Regions from separate parts of the Homo sapiens genome. Here region 2 is linked to region 1. The links are chromatin loops, found by intact Hi-C in ENCODE. Cell type or tissue: B cell. All regions are shown on one strand.

What was found. Peaks named below come from ENCODE experiments on the same cell type or tissue, not always from the same donor. Only the 100,000 strongest peaks of a DNase experiment are listed, where the experiment ranks them.
Region 2: a loop joins it to region 1, with 1.9 times the contacts of the local background. A loop is called at or near these places in 4 of 110 quality-filtered maps.

What each region holds. Positions count from the first base shown.
Region 1 is chr22:23,135,196-23,140,195 of GRCh38, reverse strand. It overlaps RSPH14 (radial spoke head 14 homolog), which reads left to right. Exons shown (of 7, transcript NM_014433.3): 3 at 1,254-1,356. It overlaps LOC124905170 (U7 small nuclear RNA), which reads left to right and starts at 2,332; the gene lies at 2,332-2,391. RefSeq lists enhancers at 1,267-1,356, 1,907-2,046. In B cell, no CTCF peak of the experiment used is centred here; DNase peaks (open chromatin) are centred at 2,115 and 3,109; H3K4me3 peaks cover 355 bases; H3K27ac peaks cover 2,304 bases.
Region 2 is chr22:23,051,998-23,056,997 of GRCh38, reverse strand. No RefSeq gene overlaps it. Among named protein-coding and RNA genes, the nearest start is that of GNAZ, 16 kb to the left of the region's middle. RefSeq lists enhancers at 2,359-2,408, 2,419-2,558. In B cell, no CTCF peak of the experiment used is centred here; a DNase peak (open chromatin) is centred at 2,291.

The DNA of each region.
Region 1 (5,000 bases):
ATGACTGGGGTCCTAGCATGGCTTCAGGCACTGGGTAGAACTTCAGTAATAAGGGTTGCTATTGTTTGAGCCTGACTCCAGGCCAGTTCCACTATAGGTGCGGTGCCCGGGTTCTTTTTAAAAAATGTTTATTTATTGAGGGAGGGTCTTGCCATCTCCCAGACTAGAGTGCAGTGGCAGAATCATAGCTCACTGTAACCTTGAAATCTTGGGGTCAAGAGATCCTCCTGCTTCAGCTTCCTGAGTAACTAGGACTACAAGTACCACCATGGCTGACTAATTTCTTATTATTATTTTTTTATAAACAAGATCTTGCTGTGTTGCCCAGGCTGTTCTTGAACTCTTGGCCTCAATTGATTCTCCCAGGTCAGCCTCCAAAGTTTTGGGATTATATGTGTGAGCCATCACACCCAGCCTGGATTATCTTAATCCTTAGAAAGGCCACCTACAGGGGAGAGTCCATTCTCAACCCACAGATAAGAAAAGCATGGTTCAGAGAAGGATTGTAAGTCTAGGGTTGCCCAATAAATAAATAAAGCTAGATTTGTATTTATTTATTTATTTATTTATTTTTTGAGATGGCATCTCGCTCTCTTGCCCAGGCTGAAGTGCAATGGCACGATCTTGGCTCACTGAAACCTCCGCCTCTTGGGTTCAAGTGATTCTCCTGCCTCAGCCTCCTGAGTAGCTGGGACTACAGGCACCTGCCATCATGCCTGGCTAATATTTTGTATTTTTGTAGAGATGGGGTTTCACCATGTTGGCCAGGCTGGTCTTGAACTCCTGATCTCAGGTGATCCGCTTGCCTTGGCCTCCCAAAGTGCTGGGATTACAGGCGTAAGCCACCATACCTGGCCAAAGCTGGATTTTTATTTGCTAAATCTGGCATCCGTAGGTGTAACCCACTCAAAGTCATATGACTAGTTTGACACAGGGTTATAATTTGACCCCATATCTCTCCTGAGGTCAAAGAAATGGCAAAGGCCATTTTCTTAACCTCATGACAGACTTTGTGAGAAGTCACTGGTAGGAAGTGTGCAGGGAGAATCACAAGGAGGGTTGGATGAGACATGAGCCTCTTCAGTGACTCTGAAATGCTGCATAACCAACATGATTCCCCAGTGCCCCAAAGCAGCAGAAACTCTGGTACATTCCTGCCCCAACTGGCCCACTTATTGACTTCTGGGTTGGTTGGTTTCTGAGACTGGCAAAAATTCAAGGGTTGGTTTGTTTGTTTTTTTTTTTTTTTCTAGGCTGTATGGAGAACCTGAAAGCTTTGCTGAAGGATAGCAACAGTATGGTGCGCATAAAGACCACCGAGGTGCTCCACATCACGGCAAGCCATAGCGTGGGCAGGTGGGATGCTGTTCTGGAAACCAGTGTGACGCTTGCGAGCCGCACTTCTCCCCTGGGTGGATGCACTTGAGCTGCTTAGAGTGCTCTGGAGTGTTGTCTGCCGCATCAGTTTTTGCAGGGGCTTCTATTTAGCCAGAGCAGGACTCTTTGTGGGGTGGTTTTGGTTGCCTCTGTGTGGATCTTATGGGGCCCTCTGTTCCAGACTGATTTTTATTTATTTTATGTTAGTTCCAAGCTCTGAGCGCTCTCTCTCTCTCTCTTTCTTTTCTTTCTTTTTTGAGACAGTCTCTCACTCTGTCACCCAGGCTGGAGTACGGTGACACGATCTCAGCTCACTGCAGCCCCTGCCTCTTTGGGTTCAAGCAATTCTTGTGCCTCAGCCTCCTGAGTAGCTGGGACTACAGGCATGTGTCATCACGCTCAGCTAATTTTTGTATTTTTAGTAGAGACTGGTTTCACCACGTTGGCCAGCCTGGTTTCAAATTCCTGGCCTCAAGTGATCTGCCTGCCTCGGCCTCCTAAAATGCTGGGATTACAGGCATGAGCCACTGCACCTAGCTGAGCTTCCCACTTTCAAGGTGGGAAGAAAGTTCAGATCTTACTTCTGCAACAATTTTGCCACTTCTTAGCTTTTTACAGAGAGCCCAGTTCCCCAACCCAGATCCCCACAGGGGCTGTGGCTTTGGCTCCTGTCCCTGTGAGGGTGTTAAAATAACATCCTCAAAGTGAGTATCTGGTCTGGTGGCCTCACTTCCTGTTCATGATGGCTGAGTTCTTGGTTTCTGGCACCTGGAAGTGTCCTTTTCCTGTGTAAGCACAGCTTCACTTTTTACACTTAAAAAAAATTTTATAGAGTATTTTAGTTAGGTGTTGGGGCAACAGGGTGAGGGTGGTTGGAGGTGCTTTCCCACATCAGCTGGGTTCACCCTCTTGACTGGCGATCAGTAGTTTTACTTTGTATTAGAAACAAAACCCCAGTGTTACAGCTCTTTTAGAATTTTTCTAGCAGGTTTTCCAGTTTTCACTGGAACCTCTCCCCACCAGCCCCCGTCCCCACCCCCCAAAAAAACAGAACCCCACATCACAAACACCCCCAAGCCCTGGCCCAGGTCTTTCGGATAAAGGGGGCCACTGCCCAGTGTGCACAGGCCCAGAAGGAAGAAAAGACAAGAAAGGCAAGGTGCTGACTGCCTTGGGGGTTGTTTGGTGTAAACAGGCAGCCATTCAGAGAGGCTTCAAATCGGTTCAGGATTTGAAGGGAAAAAAAACAGCAGGAAAGGTGACTTGACTCCTGTGTGCCCCTAACCTTTACTTAGAGCCCATCAAGCTCTAAGTAGCTGCCCTGAACTGCCCAGGTTGAAACTCTTCTGCCTCTTCTACCCACAGAAGTAGTGACAGGAAGGGGGAATGAGGATAGCAGCCCTGGGCTTGGCATCTTGTCACCTTGAGGAGTTAATTTGCATGACACCCCACGGACAAGAGAGCTTCCTGGCAGCCTGTTCCCTGCCCTCTTGCTTGCCTCTGGTGAGGAGGCACACAGGCCAACATGGTGAAACCAGTCTCTACTAAAAATACAAAAATTAGCTGAGCATGATGACACATGCCTGTAGTCCCAGCTACTCAGGAGGCTGAGGCACAAGAATTGCTTGAACCCAGAGAGGCAGAGGCTGCAGGGCATCTCATAAAACCCAAAGTCACTCAGCCCTGCTAGTCCCCAAGCTCTCGCTGCCTTGGTGGCTGATCCTGTGTGCAGCCCCGGCCCTGTGTGAACCGTGCATGTGTGTGTGGAGGTGGTGCCATGGCTAGCACCCTAATTCACATGCTTTGTACCAAGAAGGGCAGGCTGGCACTGCAGACAGACCAGTGAAGTAGGGACACAAGCCCCAGCCTTTTGGGGGGCCCACTCTTTCCTGCTCTGTGATCTGGGCAACAATCCTAATCCCAGCCTCACTCTGCAGATCTTAGATGACCCAGGCAAGGTGCTTTAAAAGGTTAGGGGCACACAGGAGTCAAGTCACCTTTCTTGCTGGTTTTTCCTCCCTACTTTTCTGGACCTGATGTGGACATTAGGTAGTAATCCCCAGTTAGGGGGGACAGATGCTGAGAGGACAGGTCCCTGAAGCCTGAGCAATTATCAGGTTAGTGCAAAAGTAATTGCAGTTTTGCAATTAAAAGTAGTGGTAAAAACCGCAATTACTTTTGCATCAACCTACTTATAATGAATGGTAGTAAGGATTTGTTTAGCAGCACCTAGAGTGCCTAAGCCAGGGGTCCTGGCTGTGCCCACATTAGCAAGGCAGGAAGACATGGTGAAGTGACCATCCCTGACCAGGGACCTGATAATGGCCTGGCCCGTGCACTCCTTCAGCGTTCTCAGAAATGTGGCCAACTTCTAAATTTCCCTTGAGGTCAGTGGTGATCTTATAACCAATGTCAATAGCTTTCAGAGCCCATCAAGCTCTAAGTAGCTGCCCTGAACTGCCCAGGTTGAAACTCTTCTGCCTCTTCTACCCACAGAAGTAGTGACAGGAAGGGGGAATGAGGATAGCAGCCCTGGGCTTGGCATCTTGTCACCTTGAGGAGTTAATTTGCATGACATCCCACGGACAAGAGAGCTTCCTGGCAGCCTGTTCCCTGCCCTCTTGCTTGCCTCTGGTGAGGAGGCACACAGGCAAACACAACTGACTATCAAAGCATGAGAGACATGGAGTGGGTGACTAGACACGGACCAAGGAAGCCCCCGTGGTCAGGGAAGACCCCTGCAACTTGTGTGTCCAACGGTGACTTTCTTTTTCCAGACGATTCAAAACACACCATAAGTGAAAATAAATAAATAAATAAAATAAATAAAATTTATTTTTATTTATAATAAATGCCGCAGTGGCACAGCTGGTTGGGCACTTCCTGTGGGCACTTGGCTGAGGGGTTTGCACATGCATTCTCATTCATTCCTGAACCCAGCCCTCAGAGACGTGACCTCAGAAGGCCTCTTTCAGATGCATTCAGGCCCAGCAGTCAGTTGGTTAATCAAAAGAAATGATTACAAAGCAAGGAACTGAAGAAATGGTTTCCTTTAAATGGTTCATTTTAACCCAAAACACAAATGATAAGGCATTCATCAATCCCCATGTGGGACCCAGGCTTTTTGTCGGATATGAGACCACTGGTTGGTGTTTCCTATCATATTTTTTTTGCTTAAACCATACTCATAACATCGTCTGATTTGCAGCTTTGGTTTTTTTAAAGTAGAGCAAGAACTCAAAGACATTAATGAAATAACCTGTATGCAAAACCCTTCTAGAATCTTTTTATTTATTAATTTATATTTATTTATTTATTTACTTATTTGAGACAGAGTCTCGCTCTGTCACCCAGGCTGGAGCGCAGTTGTGCGTTCTTGGCTCACTGCAAGCTCCACCTCCCGGGTTCACACCATTCTCCTGCCTCAGCCTCCAAAGTAGCTGGGACTACAGGCGCCCGCCACCACACCCAGCTAATTTTTTTTTTTTTTTTTTTTTTTTTGTATTTTTAGTACAGGCGGGGTTTCACTGTGTTAGCCAGGATGGTCTCGATCTCCTGACCTAGTGATCCGCCCACCTTGGCCTTCCAAAGTGCTGGGATTACAGGCGTGAGCCACCGCGCCT
Region 2 (5,000 bases), 83 kb after region 1:
TTATACAGCATGACCAGCTGGGATTTACCCCAGGAATGCAAGGTTGGTTTAGCATATGAAAATCAATTAATGTAATATAAGATATAGGTAGAATAAAGGACAAAAGTCACATAATCATCTTAATAGATGCAGAAAAAGCATTCCACAAAGTTCAACACCCATTCATGATGAAAAACAAACTCTCAGAAAACTAGGAAAAGAGGGTAGTTTCCTCAACATAATAAAGAACATCTGCAAAAACTCAGCTGACATTATATTTAATAGCAAAACCTGATTGCTTTCCCCTGATATCAGAAACAAGACCTCTCTATACAGCATTGTACTGGAGGTTCTAGTTAGGCAGTTAGGCAAGAAAAAGAAAGAGCATACAGATTGCAAATAAATAAAGGTAAATTCTGTATTCACAGATTACATGATTTTGTATAAGAAAACTCCCAAGGAAGTACACTTAAAAATGATTAGAACTAATGAATAAGTTCAACATGGTTGCAGGATACAAAATCAATATACAAAAATTAATTGTATTCCCAAATACTAGCAATGAACCATCCAAAAACAAAATTGAGAAAACAGTTTCATTTACAATAACATCAAAAAGAATAAAATACTCAGAAATAAATTTAGCAAAAGGAGTGTGAGATTTGTACACTGAAAACAAAATAGTGTTGAAAGATGTTGAAGACTTAAATATATGGAAAGACATCCCATGTTCATGGATTAGAAGACTTAATATTATCAACATGGCAATAAACATCTTCATGCAGCTCAAATTCTACATATCAGAAATGAGTTCATCTTTTCCCCATACCTGCACTTACTCTTCATTCACCTTCATTGAATGAAGCAGGTGCCCCCTTCATTCACCTGCTCCAGCCAGAGAGTCATCCCTGGCCCCTCCCTCCAAAGGTCTCCACCTCTTTACCTCTCTGCCACCAACTTGCCTGCTTTGCTCTAGCAGTGTCCTGGTGGGTGTTCCTGTCTCACTTTTATCTTCCCAGCAGCAGGAAGCAAATCTGATCCTATCACTTCCTTGCCTACACTTCCAGGGACGTAGGCCCCCAAAGCATACAAGGCCTGCTGGTCAGGCTTCCGACTCCCTCCCTCCCACTGTTCTCCATGCACATGCCGTATCTCAGCATCCTCAAACATACCTTGTACTCTTGCTGCATGTCTTCTCACACATGTCCCTTCTGTTATCCATCCAACTGATTCCCTCTTTCCCTGACTCTGAGGCTAGATGGAGGTTTCTGCTGGATTCTCTTGCAGTGCACACACTGCATCCTGTGAAACGTGGCTAATTCTTGTCCCTCCACAAGGGTGGTTCTGTGGCTTGAATATGATAATGCACTTACCCTGGGCTTGCCTGAAGACAGCAGGACACATGAAATGCTGGCTATTGCTGTGATTGCTTATTTTCCACCATACACCATATACTCCAGAGAGAAGTTCCCCTGTGCTTTGTTCACGGTTATTTTCTTCGAGCTCGACATGGTGGCTGGCACATATTAGACACTCAAAAGTGTCAGCTGAAGGATTAGAGAAAGGATGAGGGCTGGTCATGTGAATATACCTTCAGAGCGTGATTCTCATGATGAAATAACTTCAAGGCACCTGGAACTTTTCCTAAAGACACAAATCATTTATTTTGGACTGGGAAGAAGAAAAGTGAAGGAGAGGTTTAGGGAACCCCTATGGAAACACGGCTGAGGAGTGTCCTCTATCTGATAGCTCAAGTGGATCTAACCTAGGGGGCCAACTCCCAAGAATGTCACGATGCCAGGCAGGCTGTGAGTGTGACTGGGGAGAGCTGGCCTGGAGGGAGTTTCTTCTTAATCTGCCCTCAAGGGATGCAGCACAGCAGAAGCTAAACAGAGTTGAGTGGTGGGGAGGCCTGTTCTATTAAAGCAGAGCCTGCCTCAGTCCCACTGAGGTTCAGGCAGGGGCCAAAGCTTCCATCCCTGGCACCTGTTTCCCCATGGCCTGTGTGGTCATCAGTGCTGGAGAGCACCTACAGGTGAGATTCCCTTGCAGGGGTGGGGTGGGGCTTCCACAACTCGGCATCTTGGCCAGCAGGGACATACCTTGGAAAATAAGGAGAGAACCAAGCAATGGAAGTTGGGTACATGAAAGAATTGGTGACAGTGAAGTAAACACAAGCAAAAATTCCAAATATATATAGAGATGAAAAGCCAAAATTAAATTTAAAGTGAAAGTGTTTATGCAGTGCAGCCATTTGGAGAAAATGACTCATTTTGTAAAGGAACAGATGTTCTCATTTGCATACTTTCTGTAATGGCGAATGGACTTTGCTCTGTCCTGCCACACGGCATGTGTGTGCTGCTGCTGGTAGCCCTTGATGCATGACACCAAGGGAACATTTTTATTAATGTAATCCTTGGTCCCAGGCCCATGGGTCTCCCAGTAGGAAACGCTTTGTCCCTGTTCATGATGATCCTGGAGAAGCAGCAGCTCTGCCTCCTCCTGGACGGCCCCAGCCCAGCTGCTTCAGGCAAAGTAGATGACGCCAAGGACCTTGAGCATGATCAGGATGATCCCACTGATGCCCACAACTCTCCTCCAGTAGGGATTGTCTGACATGTTGCCCCACTCTGTACCTTCCGTCTTCTCAGCAACCTCTACTTTCTCAGTTGCCTCTCCCAGGGCCAGCGCCTTTGCACTTTGCAACGTGTCACCATGCTCTACCTCCTCTGTTGCCTTTGCTGGGGCCACTTTGGGGCCCTCCTGACTCCAGTCCACAGAACATGTCCCAGATCATCCAGGTGCAGCTCTTGGTCTCCTTGCCTACATCTAGAACAGAGGGAATAGGCAAAGGTCAGGAGGCAGGCAGGCCATGGCACAGGAGGGAAGCCTGTGTAGGGACTCACAACATCTCAGCCTCCACGAGTCCAGTGTGAAGACCCATGGGCTTACTCTTAATAAGAAAGAACTGACCTTAGCATGCCCAGATCCCTGTAACTGGCCGGCGGAGGTGGTGTTACAAGAACTTGACCCTCCCTGGGGTGCTGCAGTAATTGCTCACCCTTCTCTGTCCCTATGGGTCTAGGGCAGATGGTCCCTGATCCTCTGAACATTTCACCTCTACGCTCCAAACACCGCTCTTTGGAGGACAGAGGAAGCCCTTTGAGTCATGGAAATAGGCACCATTCTCTTTGGCAATCTCTTGGGGAGTGTCTTCTCGAGGCAACTCCCAGTTTCACTGCACTTGGCCCACAGTAAGGCTGTCCTGGGGCCCTTGAAGGCACATTTTTGGTGCTGTCCAGGAGGAGAGCCTAGAAATCACAGGGAGGTTGCCATTCACTTCTCTAGGCCAAACTAGGGGAAACACCTAACTGAGGGGCTTGAACATCACCCAGATGTCCATGCAGCGCTGGCCTGTCCCCTGAGGCCTGCTTACCTGGCTTAGTACCATGGTCAGCTCCTGGGAATCATTCCCTCCTGGAAGATGAGACGACCCTGTGTTCATTCAGATCAGGCTCCCAGCAGTGTGCATTGTGACGTCTTCTGGGTGTCATCCTGCTGGGCAGCCTCCATGCCAGTGTCTCCTGTGTTCCCACCCCTGCAGCAGAGGCTGAGGAGGAAGCAGAAATGAAGGAACTCATCAGACAGGGACAGAGGAGCCTCTGTTACAAGGGGAGGGGCAGGAACACAGATAGCCTATGCTGGGACTGAGAAGTCCTGAGGACCACATCCTTGCCTCTATTCTCAAATGCCCATTAATTATACCATTATCAGCCTCTGGGACCGAAGAGGTGTGGGAGCCAGTCTGGAAAAAGCAGCTGGTCATTCAACCCCACAGCCCAAAGGCACAAATGCCATCCCACACAGCAGTTAAATGAAGTTTAACCTAAAGTTGCCTCCTTACATATTTTAACGTTGTCTTAAAAGTTTCTCTACATAATGAACTATAACCTAAATGGAGGTGTAAACAGACTGTAACCTACTCTTGTGCCAACCACTGAGTTTTGTCCAGTTAAAGGGGGCCAATTGTTCAAACCATGTTCAAATAAGGCAAATGCTAGGCTGTACCCAACCTGGCCATTTCTTTACCTCACTTTTGTTTTCTGTATGCCACTTTCTTTTTTCTGTCCATAAATCTTCTTCCACCATGTGGTTGTACTGGAGTCTCCCTGAGCCTATTCTGGCTCAGGAGGCTGCCTGATTCATGAATTGTTCTTTGCTCAATTAAACTCTGTTAAATTTAATTTGTTTTTAATTTATTTTTAATTTTTTTATTTCCATAGGTTATTGGGGAACAGGTGGTGTTTGGTTATATGAGTAAGTTCTTTAGCGATGATTTGTGAGATTTTAGTGCACCCATCACCTGAGCAGTATACACTGCACTCAATTTGTAGTCTTTTTTCCCTCATCCCCTTCCCACCCTTTCCCGCAGAATCCCCAAAGTCCATTGTGTCATTCTTATGCCTTTGCATCCTCATAGTTTAGCTCCACTTATGAGTGAGAACATACAATTTTGGTTTTCCATTCCTGAGTTACTTCACTTAGAATAGCAGTCTCCATTCTCATCCATGTTGCTGCGAATGCCATTAATTCATTCCTTTTTTATGGCTGAGTAGTATTGCATTGTATGTATAAACCACAGTTTCTTTATCCACTCATTGATGGGCATTTGGGTTGGTTCCACATTTTTGCAGTTGCGAATTGTGCTGCTATAAACATGCATGTGCAAATATCTTTTTTGTATAATGGCTGATTTTTCTCTGGGTACATACCCAGTAGTGGGATTGCTGGATCAAATGGTAGTTCTACTTTTAGTTCTTTAAGGAATCTCCACACTGTTTTCCATAGTGGCTGTACTAGTTTACATTCCCACCAGCAGTGTAGAAGTGTTCCCTGTTCACTGCATCCACACCAACATATATTATTTTTTGATTTTTTTTATTACAGCCATTCTTGCAGGAGTAAGGTGGTATCACATTGTGGTTTTGATTTTCATTTCCCTGATCATAGTGATGTTGAGC